2 separate regions of the Mus musculus genome follow, and region 2 is linked to region 1. A link is a loop called in an ENCODE intact Hi-C map of the cell type or tissue named here. Cell type or tissue: left cerebral cortex. All regions are shown on one strand. Each heading gives the region's core, and the rest is flanking DNA. Links, peaks and the distances in the headings are about the cores only.

What was found. Peaks named below come from ENCODE experiments on the same cell type or tissue, not always from the same donor. Only the 100,000 strongest peaks of a DNase experiment are listed, where the experiment ranks them.
Region 2: it touches region 1 in a loop (5-fold over the local background); 8 of 42 quality-filtered maps call a loop at or near these places.

The regions. Positions count from the first base shown.
Region 1 is chr15:103,482,477-103,487,845 of GRCm38, forward strand. It overlaps Nckap1l (NCK associated protein 1 like), which reads left to right. Exons shown (of 31, transcript NM_153505.4): 22 at 1,039-1,169; 23 at 3,856-3,953; 24 at 4,070-4,163; 25 at 4,317-4,399; 26 at 4,633-4,713. Among named protein-coding and RNA genes, the nearest start is that of Pde1b, 18 kb to the right of the region's middle. In left cerebral cortex, for the core only: no CTCF peak of the experiment used is centred there; no DNase peak of the experiment used is centred there.
Region 2 is chr15:103,532,014-103,537,382 of GRCm38, forward strand. It overlaps Ppp1r1a (protein phosphatase 1, regulatory inhibitor subunit 1A), which reads right to left. Exons shown (of 7, transcript NM_021391.3): 2 at 2,337-2,397; 3 at 1,444-1,481; 4 at 1,025-1,088; 5 at 313-468. Among named protein-coding and RNA genes, the nearest start is that of Ppp1r1a, 3.3 kb to the right of the region's middle. In left cerebral cortex, for the core only: no CTCF peak of the experiment used is centred there; DNase peaks (open chromatin) are centred at 2,099, 3,219 and 4,041; H3K4me3 peaks cover 650 bases; H3K27ac peaks cover 2,129 bases.

The sequences.
Region 1 (5,369 bases), core at 230-5,229:
TCTTATTTCTCTTTTTTGCTTTAGCTTCTCTCCCTCTTGCACATTGTCTCCTCATTCTCAGCCAAGGCTGTGTCAAGTCCAGTAGATTGTTCTGAACAGAGAAAGGGGCCCTCTTGGACAGCACCATTTTCTTTGAACTTTTTAATGAGCCAAGAGGTAGATTTCTCCCTCCCCAAGCCACTGGGTGGCGCTTTAAATCTACTATCAGTTTAGCAGAATACTGGGAAGGGGCTAGTCTGGCTAGGTGGATGTACTTTACCAGCTAGTCTAGGGCTTTGAGCATTTATAGTAGGATTGCCTCTCTCACAGAGATAGCTACCTTCTAGTACCCACTGAATACTGCTGCACTAAATTATTTTTTTAATGTAAATGTTCAATTTGACAACTAATTGTAATTAGTGGGGAAAACACTGATTGGAAGCTGAGCTTGGCTCACTGGTGGTTAGCCATCATGCTGTAAAATGCAAACTCAGAGCTGGTATCCTGGTGAGTGCTGCAGTTGGTAGGCCTTTGTCTGCAGACACTGCTGGAGTCAGCTCCTCTGACTTCTCCAGAGGTTAGGAGAGAAGATTTGAAGACTGGGTGATGTGTGCTCTTAGCCAGAGGTTAGATTTGAGACCATATTCTGGGATCCTGGGTCTAGCCTTCTTATGGGAGGATATAGCTTAGGTGTATTTCAGAGGCACCCAGCTAATACTTTTAAAAATGCCAGTGTGAGCCTGTCTTACCTGGCAGAGAGGGTAAGAGCAAGGGAAATTCAGTTGTTGAAAGCGAGCAAGGCTGAAGGCTGGCAATGCATGACACTGAATTGAAGGCATGGTGGCATTCCTATGGATTGGAGGCCACGTGGAATCACATCTCTGCTTCTGAGCCAAAGGCGTTAGGGTGTTAAATAGATTGCAGTATTGTCTTCTTTCAGTCTTTCTTCTTCACTCTAGTCCCTAGCAGGTTGTCTCCCTGACTCTACCATGGTGGTGGCAGAAATGACTGGATGTTAACTCGTGCTTCCCTGACCCAACCTCTCCTCCTGCTCCACAGGTACCTAGAAAGTCTCCTTAGACAGGCGAGCAGTGGAGCCATTGTCCTCTCCCCAGCCATGCAGGCCTTCATCAGCCTTCCCCGAGATGGAGAGCAGAACTTCAGTGCTGAGGAGTTCTCGGACATCTCTGGTGAGTCCAGGGCCCTGGTCTCCTTGCCACAGAATTGAACTTTGTTCTTCAACAGTACCTTGGCCTAAATCCTCCTGCTTTCCAAGAAGCCCATTTGGTGTTTCTCCTGGTATCTCTGCTGGACTCTGCTCAACTTTTAGGACACATAAAAAGAGAGTCTAAAGCAAGGCTTGGGGGATGAAGGTGAAGTGAAAAAAGGATAGAGGTTTAGGAATTAGGCAGGCTCACTAGTCACTGAAGGGATGTATTCTTATAGGGTGGTGACCGATTTAAAGTTTGAGGAGGACATTCTTATGGGAGGCATATTAAGTGGTGATCTGATATCCTGGAGTCTTCTTCCTTGATGATTTCTTGATGAGATGGTGAAAGACCAAGTTTTAAGTACTTACACCTAGAATTCAAGCCACACAAAAGCCTCAAGGGAACTCCTCTTGCTATTCCCATTTTCCAGATGAACATACCAAGGCACTGAGAAGTTGGGAGGTGCTGAGGTCGAACATCCATAAATGGTGGGACTTCAACTCAGACAGTCAAATGTGTATGTGTGTGGGGGCGTGCACACACACACACACACACACACACACACACACACACATATAGGGTTACTAACACAGAAAAGGGAGATATGGTGAGTTGAAAAGCTATTCCTTTTTAAAAGAGGATTTGAAACCCTGTAATTCCTCCTTAAGACTTGTGGTACCAACTGAGAATTAGTGAAGGATCCTATTTCTTCCCCTTTTCTCTCACCTCCATGTAAATGATGGATTGTGCATGGGACCTAGGATAGGCAGAGGTATCTCACGACTCAGACTTCTTCATTCTACTTTTCTGGGGAAGGCAAGGAAGCCAAAGTACATATCTTTGTTTTCCATCTCTGCCTCCTTACTATCCCCTGCATTCTATCCGTAAACAGACTATACTTTGCCTGCTGCAGGTTTTAGATGCCCCCTTTCATCAGCTCTACCCACAAGCTGTAGGCAGCCTCTAAAACCTGCTTTAGGTCTTGCTGACAACTGACAAGCAGCGGGAGGCAGTGCACATTCACCCTTCTGCCACCCCCACCCCAATTTGTCTGGGTTGCCATGGTGATGGGGCAATGTTACTTCAAAAATAGATAGATAAGAAGAAAAGGATGCCATAGGGTTACTAACTGGGGGTAGTGATGGCTGGAGTAGAGGGTTTTGCAGATCCACCCAGTAGACCAGCCTGCTGCCTCTTCATTAGTTTCAGAGATGGCAATTTTGACCCTTTCCCCCTCAGGCAGCAGTGTTAGCTTTCTGAGGTAGCTAGTTGATTGTAAAATCCTTTTACAATTCTCAGCTTAGTACTGTGGCTGTAAATTGGTGACTCTATAAATGTCTGGTATTTACTTTGGAGCAGGCATCACATTAACTGCAGTGACCAAGGCAGTTGGTTCTTCTGTAGTTGATGGAGGTGAATGGCATTAACTGGACCTTCCTCCAAAGACTGCAGCCAGGAACCCCAGTTTCCCTTCCTTTCTGAATTCCGATTAAAGATGTTGAACGTGTCTTTCTTACTCTGCTCTCCTGTTACTTCTGGTCTCTTATGCTGGAATGGCCCATAGCCAAAGATCACAGCCAGAGTCTCTTCCATATGAGCTTGCCACTAGGATTTCCAACCTGGGATTCCCCCAGGCAAATTTGATTTAACTCAGAAAGGGCAAAAGCAAGCTGGTGGGACTGATAAAGCCTTAGGGGCAAGTCTAGATTTGGAAGAATAAATAATTTAAAGCAAAAAGAACTGAGACTCTGGGGAATGTGTGCTGATTATGAAAAAGAAAAGGCAGCTCAGGGGGAAACTGGGCCAGTGAGATATTAAATACCAGAGGTCTGAGAAACGAGACCTCAGATGCATATGCATTGTCTCTGCAGGGATGGAGGGGAGGGCTTTGCACTGGGTTTCTGAACATCCCTCTGATGTGATTAATTTACCTTGGTCAGGCACCTAATCTCATCACCTGTAAAGCCATGGTGAGGTGCCTCTGCCTCAAACCGCATAGGGCTTCTGGTAACAATCATGTAAGATACCCCCTTTTCATCTGCACTAAGTTTCCTACAGTGTTTATCAATACAGTTTCTTATGCTCCCATCACCTCCGAAGAATTCATGATTTCTTTTCATATTACAGAGGAACAAAGTGGCTCTGAGAGGTTTAGTGACTTCTTTGAGGCTTCACATCCAATAAAGCAAGTTTAGCTAGGATAACAATAGCAAAACCCAGAAAAAGGGACCGGGAAGTACAGATTCATATAAGAAGCAAATGGGGGCCTGGAAAGATGGCTCAGCAGTTAAGAGTACCAGCTACTCCTCTGGAGGACTGGAGTTTAAGCTCCAATAACCACACAGTCTTTAACTCTGGCTTCATGAGATCTGATGTCCTCTTCTGGCCTATATGGGAATTTCATGCTCATGGTGCACATACATTCGGGCACACAGACACATCAATTTTGATTTTTTAAAAAAGAAGAAAATAGCTATCATCATGTGAGTTGAGTCATGCTATAGGTACCAGTGAGGAGTGGGGAAATTGTCCCATAGGCAGCCAGACCTGCCACCTATATGTAGGACTGGAAATTCCCCCCCTCCCTGGTTGCCCATGTTCTTTCCTTCCTAGACAACATTTTAAAAATCCAAGGACCTGTGTCCCCTTTGAAATTCTATTCCAGAGATGCGAGCCTTGGCTGAAATTCTTGGTCCCTATGGCATGAAGTTCCTGAGTGAAAACCTGATGTGGCATGTGACCTCTCAGATTGTGGAGCTGAAGGTAGGTAGTATGGCAGGGGCCTGGGAAAAGGTCTTGCCTTGGCACCGTGGGAGCTGGAAGATAGAGTGTTGCTGATTTATCTCCCTGCTGTATGCCTCTGTTTTCTTCAACTGCAGAAGCTTGTGGTGGAAAACATGGATATTCTGGTCCAGATCAGATCCAACTTCAGCAAGCCAGAATTAATGGCATCTCTGCTGCCCCAGCTGACAGGTAAACAAACACCTTTCTAAAGGAACTATGAGGGAGATACTGTGAATGTTGGGGGCTTTGAGGAGCTGGGGATTAATTAGGCTGGGCCTGGAAAAGCAAAACTCATCAACATTCTCCCTTGTTCTCTTTTCTCACAACACACTTCCTCTTCAGGAGCTGAAAATGTGCTGAAACGAATGACCATCATTGGGGTGATTCTCAGTTTTAGGGCCATGGCCCAAGAGGGACTTCAGGAGGTGAGTGGGGGAAGGTTATTGCAAAATCCCTAGGCCTCTCTGCAGATAGGGTTTATGTGAATCATTGTGAGCATGGAGGGGAGGTGGTGGCAGATGTTCTTCAGATACCTGAATTTAGAGAACTTCCAGGCCTGGGGGATGGGGATTGGAATCCTGGCTTCTTAAGTTGAGACCCCCTTCTGGTCAGTTTTGATCTGTGTTTTTGAATTCGCTCATCTTTTTTTTCTCTCTAGGTTTTTTCTGCCCACTGCCCTTTTCTCATGGGCCCCATTGAGTGCCTGAAGGAGTTTGTCACCCCTGACACAGACATTAAGGTGGGGTGCAACTTGGAATTCAGTTAGATGACTTAGTGAAGACAAAAGTTGTCTATAGTATCTTGTAAAAAGCTCTGAAGAGCAAGAGTTGGGACTTAAGTGGGGAAACAGGGTGGGCAGACTTTGAGAGGTAGAGGGAGAGAGGAGAGGAAGAGGGGGAGGGAGAGGGGGAGAGGGAGGGGAAGAGTGGAAGGGGAGGGGGAGGGGAAGGGGAAGGAGAGGGAGGGGGAGAGAGAGGGGGAGGGGGAGAGGGAGAGGGAGAGAGGACAGAGCTGGGGACCCATATGGGGTACAGAGGAAAATGGAAGGCATGAGACACTTGGGGAAACATCTATGTGGGGAGATGGGTAAGATCTGGAGTAGTATAGGTTTTCACTTGAAATGAGCAATATGGAAAGCAGATGCCAAGTTCCTTGCAAACATATCCCCTCCTTAGTCAGAAGTACTTTTTGTAAGATTTGTTCCTTCCTTTCCCACCCACCCTACCTACCTCAGAGGTACCCCTGCCTCAGGCTTTTCTCCCTCTCAGTTCTTAAATACCAGTCCCCCCTAACATCTGTTTCAGGAACCCATGAGGCATAGGAGAGGGAAAGTTTGAGAGAGGAAGAGAACTTGGGGAGAGAGAGAGGGAGAGGGGGGAGAGGGAGAGAGGGAGA
Region 2 (5,369 bases), core at 108-5,107, 49 kb after region 1:
TGGTAAAGTGGCCAGCGGTGAAGGCAGAACTGTAGCCCTGGCTCCCATACAGGGTCAAGTACTGATCTAAGTCTGATGGGGTTTCCCTCCTTTTCCAGCCAGGGCAGGATCTCTGGGGTCTAAGGTGGTAACTACAATTAGACAAAGTGAGTCAAATCATGCTGTATGGAATACACCCATGTCCTTGACTGGGCTTTTAGCTATTATTCCACCCTCTCAGGCTGTGATTCCTCCCTATACCCCAGTGGGTAAAGCTGTCTTCCTGCAAGGCTGGGGAACTGCATTCTGTTACCCTCCCAGGATTGTACATACTTTGTGCTGTCCCGGGGGTATCTGGCCTTGACGCCGAGCCTGTGTCTGGGATCCCAGGTGGGCAGGACTCCTGGTTCCCTGTGCTCTCAGTGGCTCCCTCAGGTTCTTCCCCTTGCTTCTGTTGCCCTAGGTGATGTTCAACCATCGTCTGGAGCTCTGGAGGCAGAGAGAAAGGGAGGAAACATTGGATATAACTGCCTAAAATCTCCTGTGAGAGGTCTCCTAAATTCACTAGTCCCACCATTGGGTCTGTGCATGTTGCTGGGTGCTTTAATTTCCCAGAACTGGGCTCTAAATTAGGAGGAACATTTGCTGGGCAATAAGGAGAGATGAAAGCAGGAGCATAATGTCTTTTCAAAGGCAAACAGAGGGGAAGAGCCTTTCAGTGCAGAAGACACTCCTAATGCACTAGGACCTGTGGTCTCTCCTTAGAGGCAGGAGAGAAGCCTCAATTTGGACTCAGGGAATATAGTACCTTGCATGAGCTGTGCTGATGAGGTTACATGTACTATTTCTCTGTCATAGTGAGGAGGTGGTATTCTGGTTTGGTCTAGGGACCAGCTTCCTCAAGCTACAGGAGCCTTCTTCACATCGCAATAACTCCACTCAAATAAAGGCAGACCCAGTAACCTCCCATTGACTCCCTGCAAAGGGTTACTAGATCTACTCTCCACTTTCAGCCAGATGAGAAATTGGGAAGGGGATGCCAAACCTTTCATGGTGGGTGTGGTCCTTGTCATCTTCTTCCGTTGCCGTGGAGACATTGACAAGGTGGACTGTGAAGGACACAGAGTCTGGATGGGTGCCAGCTCTTCCCACCCTTTTCTGCTTTGGCATGATTTTGGATTAGAGATTAGGGCAGGTGGGTTTTAGGAGCGAGAGGAAATTCTTGTTTCCAACAGGGTGAGCTTGGAGACAGTGTATGATGGCAGGGGGGCATGCATTTTTTGGGGTGCATAGAAGAGGACATCAAAGGTCCTACTGGTGAGGTACAAGGCTTTTGTTTTGGGTTCATGGGTGCTCTGGGTCTGTATATGCTAAGTGGTGCTCTCTTTACCGAGCTACACCCCAGATCTGGAGGATGAGGGTTTGGCTTTTGAGGCCTGGGCTGAATGGTAGGGGCCAGCTCACCTTGAGAAGTGAGTTGGGGATCCGGTCTTCATCTATTTCTGGGGGAAGTAGGGGAAAAACAGTGATAAGAGCAGGAAACCCAAAAGTTTCCTCAAGACCCGAGTTCTTAAGAAGAAGGTACACAGCAGATCCCCCTGTACTGTGGCTTGGCTTTGTCAAAACAGAGTGGACCCTCTGACCAGCCTAAGCCTGCATCCTGGCCTCAGGCTCTGAAGACTGTGAAGGCAAATGTGTGGCCCTTCGGCGTTTTTGTTTTTGTTTTTGTTTCCTCCTCTGCAGCATCCAGGTCTCTTTTCCCTTCTAGTCATTCTTTTACCCCCAGACCAGAGCTGAGCCTTCACAGGAGCAGGGCTCCCTGAGAGAGAATAGCAAACTCATTCTGGTCAGGGTCCATAGATGTGCACCATTTATGAAAGTTGGGGTGGGGAGAGCTGGAGACTTTGGCCCGATTTCAGACTAGCCTGGTCACTTTTTTACACTTACCAAGCTCCTCTGACATTCTCTAAGACCTTGTGTCCTCAGACCCTGGTGGGGAGTCTGGTGACCAGAATTCTAGCTGCTCCCTGAGCTGTTTCTAACCTCACCCTCTGGGGACCTGATGCTAGATGATGGAGACAATCTCTCCCCCTCACAGCTGTCACTACTGCATTTGGAGTGGAAATAGCAGACATCTTAGTTGCTGGAGAAAACTACAAGGCTGTTGTCACAGCAACCTGCACTAAATTGACCATCCTGATGCCTGGGGGCTTAGGAATCAGGTTGTCCCCTCCCCGCCTAGCAGATTTCCATGTTTGTAAAAGCAAAATAAATCTTGCTGAGTCAGCACGGGGAAATCTCTACTACTGAGGTCTGCCCTATCTCTCTAGCACCCATCCCCTCTTACAAGGGGTTACCTGGGGAGGACTGATCACTGGTCAGCACAAGTGTGGCAGGGGTGGGGCGGCGCCTCCGAATCTGGGTTAGGGGAGGAAGAATAAGAGGTCAAGTTCGCTAGGAATACCCCCCCCCAGTCCGATTCTGCACATCCCCCCAAAAGTTACTGGTTACTCTGGAGTTCCATTGGCCCATTCCCTTCTTCAGGGGTGAGCTGCTCTTGGGGACACAAGAAACTACACAGTCCCTTCCTTGTACTGTCTCTTCATCCTCTCCTTGTCCTCCCCAGCTCTCCTTTCGGAAACTCTGTCCACTCTGTGCATTGATTTCTGTCCATCCTGGATCAATGGTCAGAAATAACATGAGAGATCAGAGGGCTTTCCCTCAGACTCCAGTCCACCCCTGAAGCAGACATTAACCCTTTGTGGGCTCATACCTGTCTTCAGAAGGCCTCCCTCAGGTTCATCCACCATGAAGGAAGGGCTGAGTGCACCATTCCCCTGGCCACCACGGTCCCTCAATACTCTAAGGTTTCACTAGCCTTGGACACAATGGCTTTTTAATTGGCCAGGAATAGGGGAAGTGGTCCTAATGGTGAACAGGACTTGAGGAGGTAGAATCCTGGCCAGCCCCAGGGGAAATGATCATATAAAGCAGACCGGTGGCATGAGTTCCAACTGAATGCCCCCCTCCTGCTGCTGGCTTTTCTTCCTGTCCTGCTATCTATTAAGCTGATTGTTGCTGAATCCTATAGACTCTTAGGATGTGTAGTTTTTCCTTTTCTGGGGAAGGTTTGGAAGAGAGAGGCATCACATGGGTAGAGCTCCTGCTGTTCTCTCAGGGCTGTGGGTAGATAAAGCTAGCAGTCCTGGGGAAGCAGGGTCCAGTGAGGACGCAACGGATCAGATTTAGATCTGTTCATATTTGTCTCTTGTCATCATCAGCATTGGCAGTGGTGGCTGGAGGTGACAAGATACCTAGAAAGTGGGAATAGTAGGAAGGACTGTTTGAGCCAGAGAGGGGGCTCTTTCCAAAGAAAGAAACAGCATGTATGGAACAGAGTGACTTCTTGCTTCAGGGAAAACTAGTGGCATCTGCTTTTAGTGACATTTCAAGGTCCCAGCAGAGCCAGACCTCTGTGTGTGTGTGTGTGTGTGTGAATACTGAATGTGAATTGTCTCTGGCTGCTCCTGGTACAAGATGCTTCGTGTATGTGGGAGTGGGACCATCCCTTTGATCCCTTACTTTCTTTCTGTTTTGGTGGGGGTGGGGTTGCCACTGGAGAGTAGTGGAAGTGACTGAGACTGTGGAAGGGGTATCAGTGACTTGATGCAGTACCTGTATTGGGAACCCAAGGAGCCCATGACCAAAGGTCAGCAGGGCTCTGAGGTTGGACAGACTCTTACTTACCTTACTTAACAGACTCCCCCAACCCCCAACCCCAGACAGGGATTTGAAGCACTCTGAGTCTTTGAGAATTGTGGTGTTGAGGCAGGAGGCAGGAGGCAGGAGGCAGGAGGCAGGAGGCAGGAGGCAGGAGGCAGGAGGCAGGAGGCAGGAGGCAGGAGGAGACTCCCTGGATCCCAAGAGAGATGGCTCTTTTCTGTTTCTGCCCCTACCTAACCTAGCTCTCAAGGACATCTGAAGGTTGTGGAGGAGGGCTGTCCCCACACTCTGCTGTACACTTAGCTTCCCACTTTTTCTTCACCCTCCCACTTCCACCCCATGGAAGTTGGGGTAGGAGCTCCTGCTATGTTTGGTGCTTTTGCCTACATACTTGGTAACAGCAGGAAGAACCGGGGCAAACTTTCAGAGCCAGGAGACAGATTTCTGAAGACTAGAAAAGAGCAGACAGAGTCCCAGCTTTTCTCTCACTTTGACTCCCCAACACTGTCATGTGCCCTCTTGTGTTCCCTTGTCCCCAGCTCTGTAAACCAGCTGGCCAGCCCTCCTTCAAACCCCCTTTTTTTTTTTTTTTTTAGATTTATTTATTTATTATATGTAAGTACACTGTAGCTGTCTTCAGACACTCCAGAAGAGGGAGTCAGATCTTGTTACGGATGGTTGTGAGCCACCATGTGGTTGCTGGGATTTGAACTCTGGACCTTCGGAAGAGCAGTCGGGTGCTCTAACCCACTGAGCCATCTCACCAGCCCCTTCAAACCCCTTTGACACCAAACAGAAGCAGGTGTCAGGTCCTGTCTGCCATTGGGAGGCAGATCTCAGAACCTCTGGCTCCCACAGTCTCCACTTCTGGGCCTGCTTTCCTGTTTCAAAAGTCGTCTGAGCCAATCTGCTGTTTCTGGGCATAGGCATAGTCCATAGAAACAGTCTTCATTCTCCTCATCTCATGTGTGTGAGGTCTCAAACTCCCTCTCCAGCCCCTTGGTCCCCAGGTAGGGAGAGGAGAAGCTGGGTACCTGCTCCTCCCTGGATCTGAGAAGTAGAAGTTTCAAAGTGTACACCTGCTGGGTCCCTTTTCATCCACACCCAATTCTATGAATCGGCTCTAGCAATGTGGAAACCTTTTTCTCCTGCTCATCCCCAGAGGTCTGATTCTTTCAGGTGGAGAGCTTGACAGTGAGTGGCTGGGGGCAGGAGTCCTGGGGAGCTGGATGCTCTTGGGGAGGGATGGTCTTCACAATCCAGGGAATGCAAAAGAAGGCAGGCTGCAGATAGTAGCCCCTTCCATACGCTCACTGACGCTGACACACACTGCTCACTCACACACTGCCGCCTCTGCCAGGCTGCTCAGAGCTAAAAATAGGCCAGGCCAGGAGGCTGGGCCAGGGCCCTGCACTCCCACCCGATGAGCCAAGCTTTCTTGGTGGCTTGCTCGTGGCTAAGCTTGGACCCCAGGCCCAGACGCTCCAGATCGCCGCGCTGCGCCCCGCATCTCACCCCCACTCCCTACTCCATAGGGCAGAGTTATACCCAGGTCCCACGTGCTCTGACTTGCAGAAGGGAACATCAGCTTGCAGACCCCTCCACCCTCCCCCGTCCTTGCTCTAAAACTCCTCCATAGCTGTTCTCATCCCTTTGGGTGCCACACT